2 separate regions of the Homo sapiens genome follow, and region 1 is linked to region 2. Evidence: read pairs that join two places in POLR2A ChIA-PET (ENCODE). Cell type or tissue: PC-3. All regions are shown on one strand. Links, peaks and the distances in the headings refer to the core of each region. The heading gives the core; the rest is flanking DNA. Region 1 overlaps PRCP (prolylcarboxypeptidase). Region 2 overlaps CCDC90B-AS1 (CCDC90B antisense RNA 1).

Region 1 (2,922 bases), core at 161-2,660, 440 kb after region 2:
CATAGAAGAGCAGATCCTGGCCCATCCGCAGCCCCAGAGACCTTCCTTTACATACCAAAATGTTCCAGTGCACATTCACTGCTGGACATTAATTTGTTGAGAGGCAGCATCACACAGTGGTCGAGAGTGAAGGCTTCAGTCAGATAGACAAGGTTTGAATGCTGATTTTGCCACTTTGCTGTGTGACTTTAGGTAAGTTTCTTGTTCTGTGCCTCAGTTTTCTCATCTGTTAAATGGATACAGTAATAATGGTTCATAGAGTTGTGTAAAGAATTAAAGAAGATTAGGGGACTTGCAAGCACATAATGTTAAAAGATGTTGATATATTACATTGACCTCTTTTGAAAAATAAGAATACTCCTGAAATACATCACTTATTACTTTGTGAACTAGTTCAATGAAATTGCCTCCTCTCAAAGCCTGAAATCAACTGCACAGAGGTCTGGACATTGTAATGGATGATCTTTACTCTTAAGATACTCACGGTCTGGTGTGTGACATACATGTAAGCAAATTTTGCGGCACAGTACCAGGGACCTATACCTAGCACAGTGGTGTTGAGAAGGGGGAGTGATCAGCACTGCCAAGGTGGGGCAGGCAGAGGTGGGCATGCTTGAGCTGGGTGTTTGCAAGATCTGTAGATAAATGGCAGGGAATGAGTAGATCCTTAAGAGAGAAAGTGGGGGTTATTGAAACCATCACAAATATCTGGTTAAATTCTCTATCCTTACATGCATATAACTCTTCTAATTGTTCATTTATCGATCAAAACAAAAACACTTGAGGTTCTTAGTCTTTGTTAGGGAGCAGGAACTCACTAAAAAGCAACAATGTGCACTAGGAATGACAAGTAGTTTTAATCTGTGCTAAATCTAAATCTAATCGATTGATGTTGACTACCTAGAATGCTTCGTTGAGAACAGATTCTGAGGCCACAACTGAGTAAGCGAAAAAATGAAGTGATTGGCTAATGACCAGATATAGATGGTTCTAGCAAGGAGATCTAACAGCTCTTGATGATGGTGCTCTGGAGCCAGACACCTGTTTGAATCTTGGCAATGCCGCTTACTAGCTGTGTGAATGTTGAAAGTTATTTAAACTCTTGTGCCTCAATGTTCTTGTCTATAAAATGGGGGTAATCAAAGTGCCTATTTCATAGATTGCTGTGATAATTAAGTGAATTAATTCATATGAAATGCTTAGAACAGTGCCTGACACATTATAAACACTCAGTTATTATTAGCCATTGTGTGCTACTATTTATTTTCCAATAAAGAAGATTAATTGAAACCCCCTAGGGAGTTTAGTATGCTTGTTTGTTTTGCTTTCTCTTTTATGTTGTCAATGCCTATGAGTAGACAGCTTCTTTAGATATCTTTAGCTCTTTCCTAGAAGATTTGGCAAACAGTGCAATTTGTAGACTTTTTTTTTTTTTTTTTTGAGACAGAGGCTCGCTCTGTCGCCCAGGCTGGAGTGCAGTGGCGCTATCTCGGCTACTGCAAGCTTCGCCTCCCAGGTTCACGCCATTTTCCTGCCTCAGCCTCCCGAGTAGCTGGGACTACAGGCGCCTGCCACCACGCCCGGCTAATTTTTTGTATTTTTAGTAGAGACAGGGTTTCACCGTGATCTCGATCTCCTGACCTCGTGATCCGCCCGCCTCGGCCTCCCAAAGTGTTGGGATTACAGGCGTGAGCGACTGCGCCTGGCCCATTTTTTTTTAAAGTTGAAATTACCTTTTATTTTTATTTAATTTGTTTTCTCTCCATCGTGTTTTTTTTTCTTGACTTTTATTTTAGGTTCAGGGGGTACATGTGCAGGTTTGTTAACTTGGGTAAATTGTGTGTTGCTCAGATTTGGTGTATGAATGATCCCATCACCTAGGTAGTAAGCATAGTACCTGATACGTAGTTGTTGAACTCATGCCCCACACCCACACTCCCTGCACTATTAGCCCCTCTAGTAGTCATGCAGTGTCTATTGTTCCCCTCTTTGTGTCCATGTGTATTCAGTGTTTAGCTCCTGCTTATAAGTGAGAACATGCAGTGTTTGGTTTCCTGTTGCTCTATTAGGTCACTTAGGATAATGGCCTCCAGCTACATCCATGTTACTGCAAAGGATATTATTTTGTTCTTTTTAATGGCTACGTAGTATTCTATGGTGTATATAGACCACATTGTCTTTATCCAGTCCACTCTTGAAGGGTATCTAGGTTGATTCTGTGTCTTTGATATTGCAAACAGTGCTAAGATGAACATACAAGTGCATGTGTCTTTTTGGTAGAATGGTTTATTTTTATTTTAAATTTTTATTTAGTTTTTAATTTTATTTTTTGTAGAGAAAAGGGTTTCACTATGTTGCCCAGGCTGGTCTCAAACTCCTGGACTCAAGTAATCAACCTGTCTTGGCCGCCCAAAGTGCTGGGATTACAGGCATGAGCCGCCACACCTGGCCTATTTTTCTTTAGGTATATACCCAGTAGTGAGGATTGGTGGGTTGAATGGTAGTTCTATTTCAAGTTCTTTGGGAAATCTCCAAACTGCTTTCCGTAGTGGCTGAACTAATTTATATCGTACTAACAGTTTATAAGCATTCCCCTTTCTCCACAACCTCACCAACATCTGTTATTTTTTTACTGTTTTTTAATAATAGCCATCCTAACTGGTATGAGATGGTATCTCATTGTGGTTTTCATTTGCATTTCTCTGATGATAATGATGTTGAGCCTTTGTTCATGTTTGTTGGCCTTGTGTATGTCTTCTTTTGAAAAGTATCTGTTCATGTCTTTTGCCCACTTTTTAATGGGGTTGTTTTTTCTTGTAAATTTATTTACTTATTTATTTTATTGTTATTATTTTTTGAACAGAGTCTCGCTCTGTTGCCCAGGCTCGAGTGCAGTGGCGTGATCTGGGCTCGCTGCAAGCT
Region 2 (2,922 bases), core at 291-2,790:
AAGAATGCCCCACCTTGTTGTTGGAGACAGGAAGGATACAGACCATGCTGAGAGTTTAGTGAGATTTTTCAGCTCTGCTATACCCCAGTGCGGAAAATGAATTCCAAAGTCAAGACCCCAAAATCCTATTTCCCTAGTCTTTCCCAGTGAGGTCCAAGGCAGCCAAGTCATACAATGAGGAGGACTTCTCCAATCAGGTACCTTGAGGCTGGAGCTGTAGGCTCTGCCAGGCCAGGGGTCTTCTCTGACCAGGAAAGGGGCAGATGTCTAGGGTTTTCCAGATCAGTACCTAGGACAGGGAATCTAGGTGAAATACACAGCCTTGACCGCTGAAGGACTCAGCAAAGGGCAGGCAAACACCCTTTTGGTTTTTTTCCTTTTCTTTTCATTTTTTCGTTTTCGTTTTTGAGACAGGGTCTCTGTTGCCCAGGCTGGAGTGCAGTGGTGCAATCAGGGCTCACTGTAGCCTTGACCTCCTGGGCTCAAGAGATCTTCCCACCTCAGCCCCCTGTGTAACTGGGACTACAGGCATGTGTCCCATTGCCCGGCTAATTTTTTTTAATTTTTATAGAGACAGGAGCTCGCTATGTTGCCCAGGCTGGTCTCAAATTCCTGGGCTCCACTGATCCTCTCACCTTGGCCTCCCAAACTGCTGAGATGACAGGGTGAACCACCATGCCTGGCCACCTTTCTTTTCAAAGCTACTCCCTAGCCTAATGCCCTTCAGTGATTCCTCTTACTCATGGATAAAGTAAAAAAGACCTTGAAGGCCAGCCTCACCTTTTCCAACCTCACCTTCTGAATTTCCCTACCCTTAACCCATTGCTCCAGCCATTCTCTCCATTCCCAAATGAACCAGGCTCTCTCACACACACTTCCCGGCTTTTGCAAGTGCTGTTGCCTTTTCCACACAACGTACTCCACACCACCATTCACCAAATCCATTTAACCAAACTGTCTTTCACACATCCTTTCAAACTAATGCCTTCCGACGGATCCCTGCTTAGGGTAATATAAGCCTCTCTTATGCATTCCCTTGGCAGCCTATACTACCCTTCATCATAATATTTATTACAATAGACTGTTGACAATCTGAGAGCAGGACTGTGTTTTATGTTTATATCTTCATGGCTTAGCACAGTGCCTGGCACCATAAATAGTGTTCAATAGTCATTCAAAGAAAAAATGAGTAATCGATGAGAGACACCAGGTTATGATGTAACATTGCAAAGTATATAATGTTTTGACAGCTCTTTCTTCTTCTTTTCTACCATTCTTTTAATCATTCTTTTCTTTGATTTATTTTAATGGGCAAACTCGGAATCGGGTGTCATTGCCAGCCTCCCTGTATAATTAGGAAAAAAAAAATTTCCCCAGATTTTCAGGGAATACGGGCTGATAGTCACTTTCCAGCCATGCAAAATGTGAAATTAACATAAAGCTACACAAAGCTTTTGTGACAATGGGCCCTCTGACTCAGCTTCAGAGATGAGAGCAAAGAAGCAAAGAATTGTCCTTGGTTCTTTTCACATCCTCCCCCTAGTGGCAAGAGCTCCAAGTAAGCTAAGGAAGAAAATGAAACCCATTTGGTCCAGAGCTCTCTCTTTCTCAATGCCTCATTCACAGGCTTTAAAACACATCGAGATTCCTTCACATCACCTATTCCAAGAGAAAATGACTGACACATGTGAGTGGTCCAGGCTGCATTCTCTCTCCGTGAAGTCACCAGAGCTATAGTCGTAGTCCTGGGTGATCTCTGGTCATCTGATACAATTGTGCCCAAGCTGGGACCCCAGACCTCTAAACATCAGAGGAAAGAGTACTGGAGCAATGGGGTCCTCAAGAGGATTTGGACATATTAAAATGCCTCAAAAAATTGTATCATTGCTGGAGATGAAATTGGAAACCACTGAAGAAATTGGCAAGTATCTTCGCCTTCCCCTGTAAATTTATCAGCTTACTGTTAAATCAGCACTGCTTATCTCCCACTCACCAACAGTAACTTATCTTGAATTAATGGAAAATAGGAAAATAAGTAGTGGCTTCATACATGTTGTTGGTAAAGAGTGTAAGCTGTGTTTTAAATGGGAGCTTATAAAGGTAAAAAAAAAAAAGTGGTTATTTGCAATGAAAAAAACCAGGACCCACTTCCCTGCTACCCTGTTGGCCTTTGAGATTTAGATAAACTAGGCTGCTTTCAGCAGGGGAGCATTTCTCATGTCCAGGCCATCTCATCAGACATTGGAAGAGGAAAGGATTCATTTGCCTACACTAGCAAATGGCAAATAGTTATTTTCTAGAAAGAAATTCAAACTGATTTTTATCTATTTTAGCTCAAAAAATTTCAAAATCTCCTGCAAGTCCACTGTATGAAATTCAATTTCCTTAGTCTTTTTTATTCTACCTTTTTCATTTTGTTCACCCCAATTCCACCCAGTCTTCATATAATTCCTATGCCCCAGTCTACGAAGTTTCCTCACCAAACTATGACCATATTTTGAACATTCACTCATTCATTCAACACACACTTACCAAAAGCTTGTTATGGCCCAGGCATGATAAGCACTGGAGACACCATGACACATATGGTCTCTACCATAATGGAGAAAACAAATATTAAGTGCAGAGACATGGGAAGGCTGGGTTGCTGTATGAGTCCATAACAAAAGTACCAAATCTGCATGTTGTTTGAGTGGGAATGACTTCTTAAAGAGTTACTCTAAAAAGTCACCATTTAAACTGGAATCTGAAAGATATAAAGGAATTGGCCAGATAAAGAGGAGAAAGAGCTCCAAGTTGAGTAGTGATGCTTTACCATATGCAAAGTCCCTGAGTAGGAAGGAGCAAAGCGATGAGTAAATTGTACTTGCTCACTCCAATCCTCTCTCCTGGACCCCTTGCCTTACAACCTCTACTAACTAA

The links. ChIA-PET counts read pairs that join two places held together with the same protein. Peaks named below come from ENCODE experiments on the same cell type or tissue, not always from the same donor. Only the 100,000 strongest peaks of a DNase experiment are listed, where the experiment ranks them.
Region 1: POLR2A ChIA-PET joins it to region 2 with 6 read pairs; 1 of 35 experiments calls an interaction of 5 or more read pairs at or near these places.

What each region holds. Positions count from the first base shown.
Region 1 is chr11:82,855,553-82,858,474 of GRCh38, reverse strand. All of the region lies in intron 2 of PRCP (prolylcarboxypeptidase), which reads left to right. Among named protein-coding and RNA genes, the nearest start is that of PRCP, 43 kb to the left of the region's middle. RefSeq lists an enhancer at 1-415. In PC-3, for the core only: no CTCF peak of the experiment used is centred there; no DNase peak of the experiment used is centred there; H3K4me3 peaks cover 214 bases; H3K27ac peaks cover 694 bases.
Region 2 is chr11:83,291,762-83,294,683 of GRCh38, reverse strand. All of the region lies in intron 1 of CCDC90B-AS1 (CCDC90B antisense RNA 1), which reads right to left. Among named protein-coding and RNA genes, the nearest start is that of CCDC90B, 6.9 kb to the right of the region's middle. In PC-3, for the core only: a CTCF peak has its summit at 1,535 (motif pointing left); a DNase peak (open chromatin) is centred at 1,533; H3K4me3 peaks cover 407 bases.